2 separate regions of the Homo sapiens genome follow, and region 2 is linked to region 1. A link is an interaction called in ENCODE POLR2A ChIA-PET data of the cell type or tissue named here. Cell type or tissue: IMR-90. All regions are shown on one strand. Links, peaks and the distances in the headings refer to the core of each region. The heading gives the core; the rest is flanking DNA.

The links. ChIA-PET counts read pairs that join two places held together with the same protein. Peaks named below come from ENCODE experiments on the same cell type or tissue, not always from the same donor. Only the 100,000 strongest peaks of a DNase experiment are listed, where the experiment ranks them.
Region 2: POLR2A ChIA-PET joins it to region 1 with 20 read pairs; 5 of 35 experiments call an interaction of 5 or more read pairs at or near these places.

What each region holds. Positions count from the first base shown.
Region 1 is chr12:118,327,983-118,333,370 of GRCh38, reverse strand. The region is part of intron 1 of TAOK3 (TAO kinase 3); the gene reads left to right. Among named protein-coding and RNA genes, the nearest start is that of TAOK3, 42 kb to the left of the region's middle. In IMR-90, for the core only: no CTCF peak of the experiment used is centred there; a DNase peak (open chromatin) is centred at 2,850; H3K27ac peaks cover 1,676 bases.
Region 2 is chr12:118,186,901-118,192,288 of GRCh38, reverse strand. It overlaps TAOK3 (TAO kinase 3), which reads left to right. Exons shown (of 21, transcript NM_016281.4): 14 at 2,348-2,482. Among named protein-coding and RNA genes, the nearest start is that of PEBP1, 53 kb to the right of the region's middle. RefSeq lists a silencer at 1,631-1,925. In IMR-90, for the core only: no CTCF peak of the experiment used is centred there; DNase peaks (open chromatin) are centred at 2,228 and 3,398; H3K4me3 peaks cover 1,678 bases; H3K27ac peaks cover 2,333 bases.

The DNA of each region.
Region 1 (5,388 bases), core at 94-5,093:
ATGTGTTAATTTCCAAATGTTTGAAGACTTTCCTGTTGTCTTTCTGTTAATGATTTCTAGTTTGATTTCATTATGATCAGAAGACATATTCAGTATGATTTTTAGTTGTTTTAGATTTGTTGGAGTTACTTTTCTGACCCAGAATCTGCTTTATTTTGGTGAATATTCCATGGCACTTGAGAAGAATGTATATTCTACTGTTGTTGGAAGGAGTGTTTATTAAATATCAGTTAGATCCTGTTGGTTGATAGCACTGTTCAATTCTTTTGTCTTTGTTAATTTTCTGTCTAGTAATTCTATCAATTGCTGAGAGTGGAGTGTTCAAGCCCCCAAGCATAACTATAGATTTGTCTATTTTCTCTTTTAGCTCTATCTGTGTGTGTGTGTGTGTGTGTTGAAACTGTTGTTTGGTGCATGTACATTTAAAATTACTATGTCACCTTGGTAGATTCGTTCTTTTATCACTATGTGATGTCTCTTTTTCTTGCTGGTAATTTTCTTTTCTCTGAAGTCCACTTTATCTGATATTAATATAGCTACTCGAGTATCTATATTTTTAAGAGATAAGGTCTCACATGATTTCAAATGGTTAATTTAAATAAAGGAACTGCTTTAAGTTGATTATGTGATCTACTTCTACACCACCAACCCACACCATTGCGTAAGAGACTGTTTATGGAAAATTATGTCATCCCGCAGTCGGGAATGGCTAATTGACTTAATGAACAGCAGGACAGTAACATGGCTTCTTTCTGTGTATCCTAAGGAAAGAATGCAGCAAAATAAAGATTTAATCTTCTTTATTTATTTTTATCTAGCTATAGCCTCATAATAAAAAAGAAGTACAAGATATAGGTGCCATGGAGATGTCCATTGGCCTGCAAAAATAAGAAAAAGATTTCTGTAGTTGTACTTTTAGAAAACAGTGAATTCTTTAAAAAAATAAAAGACTGAGAAAAGAGAGAAGCTTCAGGATAGGCTTATTAATGAAAAACAAAAGTGGAACAAGAGTATCTGAGAAAAGATAGCTTTATATTTAAGTACAAAAAAATAATGTAATGGAAACTGAAGGCTGGAAAGTGGATGTGGGTGGGGGTTGGGGGAAGGGTGGAGGTGGATAAGGAGAAGAAAATACATAAAGACTATCTGTCTTTCTTAAGAAAGAAACAATTAGTATAAACTCTAGAAATACTTCCTAATTTTCTGTCCTATTCATAGGTATCATAGGTGTTAAAAACAAATTTATATCTGGGCGTGGTGGCTCACACCTGTAATCCCAGCACTGTGGGAGGCCAAGGTGGAAGGATCACCTGAGGTCAGGCGGTCGAGACCAACCTCGCCAATATGGCGAAACCCCTCCTTTACTAAAAACAAAAATTAGTAGGGCATGGTGATGCACACGTGTAATCCCAGCTACTCAGGGGACTGAGGCAGGAGAATTGCTTGAACCCAGGAGGCGGAGGTTGCAGTGAGCTGAGATCGTGCCATTGCACTCGAGCCTGGGTGACAGAGCAAGACTCCATCTCAAAAAAAAAAAAAAAAATTCATGTATTTGTAATGTGATAATCATACTTTACCTTCATAGGTTTCAAAATGCTTTTATTTATTAATACTAATAATATATTTATAGCAATTTATAAAGCACTTTTACATGCATTTTTAAATTTCATCCTTAAGACTACTGTAAAGTCAGATATTATTCTTTTTTTTTTTTTTTTTTTTTTTGAGATAAGAGTCTCGTTCTGTTGCCCAGGCTGGAGTGCAGTGGTATGTTCTTGGATCACTGCAACCTCCACCTCCCCAGTTCAAATGATTCTTCTGCCTCAGCCCCCCAAGTAGCTGGGATTACAGGCATGTGCCACCATGCCCGGCTAATTTTTGTATTTTTAGTAGAAACTGGGTTTCATCATGTTGGCCAGGCTGGTCTCGAACTTCTGGCCTCAAGCGATCCACCTACCTCGGCCTCCCAAAGTGCTGGGATTACAGGTGCGAGCCACCATGCCTAGCCATTATTCTCATTTTAGAGTAAGCAGTGGGCCCAAAGTCACAGGGTTGGCAAATGGTGCAGCTGGGGGCAGAACCTGGCTCCTTACTTCTTAATTCAGCCTGGTGTTAGCATTTTCTGGGACTCCATGCTGTATGCCTCTTACATTCATTCCCTCTCTAAGTCAATTCAGTAATCAAAGGTTAAGTATTACAGACCTTGTTCTAGAGGAAATGGAATTGAATTCCAAATTACATTTATTTTCTCTAGTAATTAGTCACTGTTTAAAAATACTAATCATATGTAGTATATGTTGTTCTAGAATTTCTGCCTTCTAATATAAAACGAGACTGCAGACCTGTGTATGCCATAATCTAGAGTTTTGTGTTACTTGTTTTTCTTTTGGTAGGTGGCAGTTGGGCATAGATGAGATAAATTCCATATTCTTGTTCTTCATACCAAAGGAAACAGATGTCCCACATTTTCACACAGTTTATGGCAGTTTCAGACTTATGAACCTCATAAAGATAAATGGGTACTGTCAAACCAAAGGATCATCGTTCACTGAGATTGCCTTTTTAACCTTCTGCCCCTTTCTGGCTCTTTCTACCTTTTTTTTTTTTTGTCCTCCTCTTTCTTCTTTCCTTCTTTCTTTTTCTTTTCCCTTTCCTCTTTACCTCTTTTTTTGAATTTTTTTTTCTTGGTTTCTTTTTCTTCTCGTTTTTTATCAATCAACACATTTAAAGTTTTATTAGCAGCTATCTTCTTTTGTAACCTAAAGGAGCTGCCATTCAGTATACTTCCTCTTTGTGATAGTTTCCTCTTTGCCCAACTATCAACTGCAGCCAGACACGCACATACACTTACACCATATCTTAACCATCTGGAGAGTGCCTGAGGCCTGAGTTATGATAATGTAGTTTGGGTCAGGAATCTGAACACTATCTAAAAATATACAAAGCTGCTCTGGCATATTTTAAAACTCGCTTAGAAATGGGACTTTTGTTTCTACCACCAATAGATATATTTATATTGGCATATATAAAAACACAACTATTGTTACAGACAAAAGACGTAAAGACCTATCAGACCTCACTGTTCTAATATAACTTAAGCAAACAACTTTGAAACAATTTTATTTATAGACTTGAATGTAATCTTAACTTTTATTTTCTCATCTGTCACTTTGACTTTTTATAGTGAGGGTTCTATTTTGTTTCTCATCCTCACATCTCTAGATATAAATAAATTGTGAAAAAAGAAGACAGGAAATGAGAGTTCAGATTTTAGGACTTCTGTCATTATTTTCTAGAAAGCATGCATCATTGAACCCCTGATGTATTTTTCCTCCAAAATATTGAAGATATCCACATATTTTTGGGGTTGTTGTTGATACAGAGTTCTGACTGAATGGAAAGATTGATGGTATATTATCATTCTCTTGTCATTATTTTTGAAACTTAAAAGGCAAATAACCAATGCTCTACCTTATGTTTTTGGTTATACCAGAGTTTCATTTCTGAGTCCTGGCGGAAGTGGCTATATACAAATCTTTATGCAAATCTTAAGTTTTTACCACTATTATATCAGAAGTTATCATGGATCTATATATGAAATAATCAGAATTAAGGGAGTATTTGTGTTCCATGTCCCTTGTTTTTATTTAGCTTTGCAGTAGTTAATTGAATGTTACTTTCCATTTTAAGAAGAGGGCACAGAGAATGACCTTCCTAGAAAAAACCAAAGTCATAGAATATAACAAGCTTTATATTTTGATATAAAAATCTTGCTCTTCCAACCCCCCCATAAGTATGGGACATATGGAAGATAACTCTTGATACAGAATATAGTCCTTTTTCTCATGATGGTTTTGACAGATGTTTAATATTAATTTTAATAAATTATTCCTTTTCTCCATTTTATCTTTCCTAATTAGACTCTGAAATGGATATAATATTTTTGACATTTTGTTGGATTTTAAAAGTTTGATAATCAGTTTGAATTGCTTTGCAATTCGTATCCTTCAGGACACAAATCCTGGTGTGTTCTCATGTTAATTCTGGAGAAAATAATCCAAACTCTAGCAACCAAGTCACTATTCCTAGTAGAATGGGCTATCATGCCTTTTCTTTCAGGAAACATCATGTAGAGTTTAAAGCGAGTTTAAAGGTCCAAACATCTATATTCTCTTATCCAGTCTGTCAGTTGTGTTTATTAGTCATGAACTGTGTCTCTAGGCTTTTGCATTAACTGCCCCCCTTCCTCAAATATCTTTTGGCTTCTCTAGTACTTCTTTACTTCCTTTCCCTAAGAGACTGGGTTAAATACCCTTTAAGTGTGCTACATTATTCTGTTATTGCCTGCATTTCAGGCTTGCTTTCTCACTAGATGCAATCTCTTTGAGGACAGAGACCTTAACATGTTCAAGATAATATCTTTGCTACCTGTCATGAAGCCTGGCACATAATAGATTTGCCGAATGAATGAATAGAATTACAGGCAAAATAGTTACTTACTTTCATATTTCTTTCAGATTTAAAAACCATTATAAATCCCTCATGCCAAAATATCCACTTGTTATCTTGATTAACACTGCACTTCTTTATACAAGTGGAAAGTTTCAATTATTTGGTTAGATTTTAAATTTGGGACTGGCAAAATGAATTCTTTAGTAAGAGATCCCACTTCCACTTGAAGAAAAATTGTAACTCATATCCCAGAGGAAATAATTAGCATAAAATGTTACCATTACTGTGAATTTCTGAAATAACTGTGGTTTTTGTTTTTTTAATAGTAAAATACAGTTTGCTATACTCTAGTTGTTGAGTTTTGAGCTTGAGAGAACAGTAAGATTATGTTCTCCATCGCCATGTAAGTTGGGGTAGAGGATTAAATTAATTAAATGTACGTTTCTTTAATACATTTGTTCTATAGACTGCAAGCTCCCTGAAAGTAACGTTTGTATTAGTCGTATTTCTGTCTACTACCTAGCACAAACTCTGGTCATTTTAAGAACTCAATAAGTATTTGTTAGGCCAGGCGCAGTGGCTCATGCCTGTAATCCCAACACTTTGGGAGGCCAAGGATCACTAGAGGTCAGGAGTTCGAGACCAGCCTGGCCAACATGGTGAAATCCCATCTCTACTAAAAATACAAAAATTAGCCAGGCGTGGTGGCGGGTGGCTGTAATCCCAGCTACTCGGGAGGCTGAGGTAGGAGAATCACTTGAACCCAGGAGGCAGAGGTTGCAGGTTGCAGTGAGCCAAAATCGCACCACTGCACTCCAGCCTGGGCAACAGAGTGAGATTCTGTCTCAAAAAAAAAAAAAAGTACCTGTTGAATAAACTCGTGAAAGGGGAAACACGGTGGAGATCTTAGTTCTGCATATAAACACTATGTGGAAC
Region 2 (5,388 bases), core at 244-5,243, 140 kb after region 1:
CTTGAGTTACTTAATTACATATGTGTCAACTAAAATCAATGTCATTTCAAGTTTTAATTTTTCCGGTGTACTTCAACTTCCTCAAGTTTAGTAAACTTAGAAAATACATTGTGGCTTTTAATTGGAGAAGCAGAGCCCTAAACCGTGTTTCTAAGGAGTTAATTTTTATCAGAGATAAAACAGACTAAATAAAATTGCACATATTTGTACATGAATAAATTTTGTTTTGGTCTGCCCTGTGGAGAATGTGGATTCTAGTGTCATTGGTTATCCTTATAAATCAAGTTATTACAATGTGAAACTGAACTGTTGCCCATGTATTTGGGGTCTCCCCCTCTATCAATGTACTTGGTAAGTTAGCCAATTAATATTCACCAAAACTACGACTTGTTAAAGCCTCCTATAAAATCACAGGCCTCTACCTAGCATATCTCTTTTGATTACTGGCATTTAAGAGCTGCTTGCTTTTCTGGCACTGTAATATTAAGTTGAATTTTGTACATAAATTTATTAGCAAATATGCAGTAATGTAAATGGTAGCAGGTCCCAGTGCCTTCCTCTTTAGAACCTTAAGCCTAGTGAATGAATCCCAATTACACACGTTCTCGCTCTTCCCTGTAAAACAGGAGTTCAAATTTCGCGAGAAATCATGTAGAATAATTTTAACTGACCTTTCAAATATTTTCTTATAAGTTTTAAAAACTTACAAGTTTTATAAGCCACCAATATGGCACCACTAACTATGGCTACTAAGTGCTTGAAACATAGCCATTATGACTCAGGAACTCAATTTTGCACTTAATTTTGTTTTAATTAATTTTAATTGAATTTAATTTTTAATTAAAATAGTCATATGTGGCTGGTCACTATCTTGCTGGACAGCGCAGCTGCAGAATATACGTGAATTTGATATATATGCCCTCAATGGCAAGTTTATTAAAGATCCCTTCATTATTTGAGCTATAATACATAAATTTAAAACAATTCTCCATATAGGTGTAATGGTAGATACCTTCCCAATACATCAAAGCATTTTAAATGTATAAAAGGAAAAAGAAAATCAGCCCAATTTAATCTTGGGTCTTGGCTTTTACATAAAAATCTGGATGTAAAATTTAATTTCTCCCCAAATTTTGGACTATAATAAAATTTTGTATTTTCTAAACTTCTTTAATTTTTGTTTCCTGATGAAGAAAAAAGCCATTATAAAAAATTTCAAGTGGTCATGGATAAAATGCAATACTGACTTCTCACAAATGGTTTTCCTAAAACCCTAGGGAAATAAGGAATTAATTTCTCCTTTTCCACCCTGAACATGTACTATTTTAAAATCCCCCATGGTTGTACATGTTTTTGAGGTACAAATTACTATAGCGTCCTTTTTTCTAAAGGGTTATAGCCACTTAATGACTGACCACTACTTCATCTTTATAGAGAGGAACATCATCCTTTGAAAGCATTTTCCCCTTTAAAAGTCATTTCAGTTGCATTTAAGAAACATCCATTATTATCCTTCCAGGGAATGCTATTTTTTCACTGGACGTTAGAACAAGATTAATTATCTTTGCCTATCAAGAAGCATGGGCTTGATTAAATCAGTCAAGGACATTAAATTCCAGCTTTACTCACTCTGGTGACCATACCGATGCTGAGTTGAAGAAGAATTTGTGAACGTATCATTTGGTTAAAATTGTACGCCTGTCGCTTTAAATCTAAAAAAAAATCCTTTCAGAAGCTGTAGAGAGAAGGTGCTAGAACTGTGTACGATCATGACTGGAAAGCAGGATCCCTCAGTGACTGCCGAATCTTCCCAGCACAAGATAGAGAGGCAGTTCAGCACAAGCCTACATTGGTTCTAGGCAGAACGATGATCCTACCGAACAGATCTCAAATAAAATTAAATTGAGAAAGCAGATCTTTCAAGGGAATGAGGCGGAGGCTCGCTTTTATGTTAAAAGCCACCAGCATCCTCCTTGCTAGACATGGACATGACATTTTTAAAGGAATTATCTGGTTACAGCGTTTTAAGCAAACTGTTCTAAGGAGTCTGTACATTGCATTATTTTTTCTATTCTTTTTTTCTTTTGCATATATGTAATTCTGGAGGTAAAGAAAAAGCCTGCCAGGGATTCAGAAGGCATCCCACTAGCGATCAGCTGACATTCCTAACTGAAGGCTGCAATGTGTTGCTTATTCATTTTGTACCGTGGGAGCTGCGGGGACTAGCAGAGAGCTAAACTATGCATTTCAAACAGCAGTGCTTGTGCAGAAAGAGGGGTGAGAGAGAGGCAGCCGGCGAGGAAAGAGCACAGCTGGACTTTCTCCTTGTTTTTATCCATTTCTGCAGGATCATGTATTCATAAGGGATGAGGCGGGCCACGGCGATCCCAGGCCTGAGCCGCGGCCTACCCAGTCAGTTCAGAGCCAGGCCCTCCACTACCGGAACAGAGAGCGCTTTGCCACGATCAAATCAGCATCTTTGGTAAGCAAACACCCCTCTACCCACCTTCCCTTCCTTCCCCTCCTCCCCATCTGGCAGCCTCTCGCCCTCCCTGAGCCTGTCTCGGCTTCATGGATGGGAGGAAAGGAGTCAAGAATGTTTTCTCTCTCCTAATAATTTTATTCATTTTAGGAAAAAAATCTGTTGGCATAGCAACCTGATTTCAGATATTTTAGCATTGTGTATGGCATGGAAAAAAAAAAAAACCTTTGTGTGTGTGTGTGTGTGTGTGTGTGTGTGTGTGTGTGTGTGTCTGTGTCTGTGTGTGTTTGTATATGCTGTATGTGCAAAATATAAGGCCTTTGAGATGAAGTTGCTAGCCTGTCCAATTTTTTAAAAGCTATTTGTCTTTTCATTGAAATAAATAATGCTAAATTTTTTTAAGGTATTGATGTATATGTATGCACGGCACTGTGCTGCTTTTTGTATAGATGCATATGTGTCTATAATGTATACACACACATCAAAAGATAAAATATAATTTTAAAGAATATATGGTTGCTGGATAATGTATATAATTGTAGAAAATAAGATACTTGTTTCCCAGGGACGGATTGCTGGTTCCTTCTGGTTCATTCATTTATTTATTGCAACAATGGTAGTGGCTGCACTTCCCCATTTAACCCCTGAAGAATTTCCTGGCACCAATAAAGCAAGAAGGGCTTTGTAGGAGAGGATAGGGCTGATTGTGGAAGAAAAGAGACTGTAGGATTCTTCAGCATTTTTACTATTGCAAATGTGATTGCTGGATGCCCTTGTAGTAGCAAAAGGGGTGTGTGCTGGAAGAGTTAGTTTTCATGCCTCCTCCCCTCGGCCCCCACGCGTGCGCGTGCGCGCTCACACTCACACACACACACACACACACTCACATCGTTTCATCCTTGGCACTCTAAACTCTCTTTAATCTTTTGCTTCTGAATCTCACTTCTCAGCCAAAAAATTATTGAAATATTAGTTGTTTTGCCCAAATTAATGTTAGAGGTCACATGGGCAGGAAGAGTTAGTGTACACTGCTTGGCTATTACATTTAGAACCTATGATGACATCATCCAAGGCCGACCCAGAAATGATCATTTTTCTTGTCCTATTTTTTAAACCTGATTTCTACTTCTATTTCTCAAGTCTTTTAAAGGCTTCGATTATCTTTGAAAATTATAATGGATTATAACCTTTAAAAACCCAAATGCAAGGAAAAATGGAAGTTAAAGCACGTACATATTGCTGTGCCTGCTGCTGTCTAAAAGCAAGCAATTTAATTTAAACTGCTTATAAATAAGCCCACTTTAAAGTTCCTTTATGTAGAAGTTTCTTGTGATCTCTTTGATGAGCAATTTTTCATTTTAAAGGAATGCTACACTATGTAATGGAGATCTTAAAATGTCCACTATGTATTTGCTAATGATTGTTAGGCACCTAAAAATGTGCTTTTGAGTCTAGATAAAGCATCATAAGATTACCAAATAGTCATTGTCTTCATGCCATGATATCTGACAAAAGAAGAAATACGGTGCTTTAGAGAACTATGACTACTTACCATCGACTCTTGTGAGACTTGGACCTTTATCCAGACCCGTTCATGTTGAAATGAGTGGGGAAATGATAACAAGCTCTGAGCAACCGAGTACCATCAGTGGTTTTACATGTGAAGCAGACATTATACCAAGTGGCTTTCCCCCTCTGGGACAGGTTCTTTTTTCTCTCTTGCCACACCCTCATTCCCACATCATATATTCATGACCTCTCCTACCTCCCAGCAAGAGATTACTACAGCCATGCCAGAATAATCTCATGCTCGCATCTGTGAACTCACCCAGGGCTACTCTGTGTGTATATCAGCCATCACAGTCTTCTTCTCTGTGGATGATAAAAGCTGCTTCCCTACTATGCCACCTCAGGGCTATGGGCAGTGTCCTCAGGAACCCTCTGAATCGTACAGGCTTCCTAGTGCCCATCCAGAGAACAGCTGCAACCAGTCTCTCTAATGAAGTTTTGATTTGCTAAAAGGCCCCTGCTCCTATATTAAGTTACAAACAGAGTAGCTGATATGCTGTTGCTTTAGCCACAAAATAAGTTGTTTTTGTGGGGTGCCCTCTCTAAATGTAGTGCTTTGGGAGTCATGATTGGGATTGATGGTAGTTTACCAGAGTTCAATGGTATTTGTATCTAGTGGCTTTTAGGGAGGGGAAAAAAAATGGAAGGGAAAAGGTATGGTGTTGTATGGTTCCATGTCCCATTTTGAACAATCTAACTATGGGTATGGATTTTTTAATGTATATTACCAAGTACTACAATTCTACCCACTATATTATTTTAAAGCCTAATGCCAACAGTAGTGTATAAATGAGGACACTGGAATATCATAAAATATTTAATTTTTAAAAATATATTATGAATTCTGTTGTGTTTTATGGACCCCAGCTCAAATGAAAATGACTAAAATGACATAAAAGTAAGAGCAAGATCATGGGAAAGTGAAAGTCCAGTATAATAAAAAATCAAGTCATTGTTGAAACCTTGCCTTCTCATAGTTGGTGGCAATACTATATTTATTTATTCATTTATTTTGGTTTTACTCGTTCTTTAACATCTTCTAGTAGAGGCGCTAACAAGTCACAAAGAGGTCCAAAGGTGAACAGGGAAAAGGAATTTAGAAATTAGTTTTTCAATAACTAGATAAATAAATGATGAAATGCATATTTTAAATTTACTTGCAAACTGACAAAGATATTAGTCTTCCTAAAATTTGTTTATGAGCCTACTTCTTCAACATAAGCCTAAAAGAGGCCTGGCTTTGTGCTTTTCCCCCTTAGTATCACTTTCAACATTGTGCTTTTGAATGAGGTTACTGACAAGTATATGAAGAAGCCCATGGGCATTGGGTCTGTATT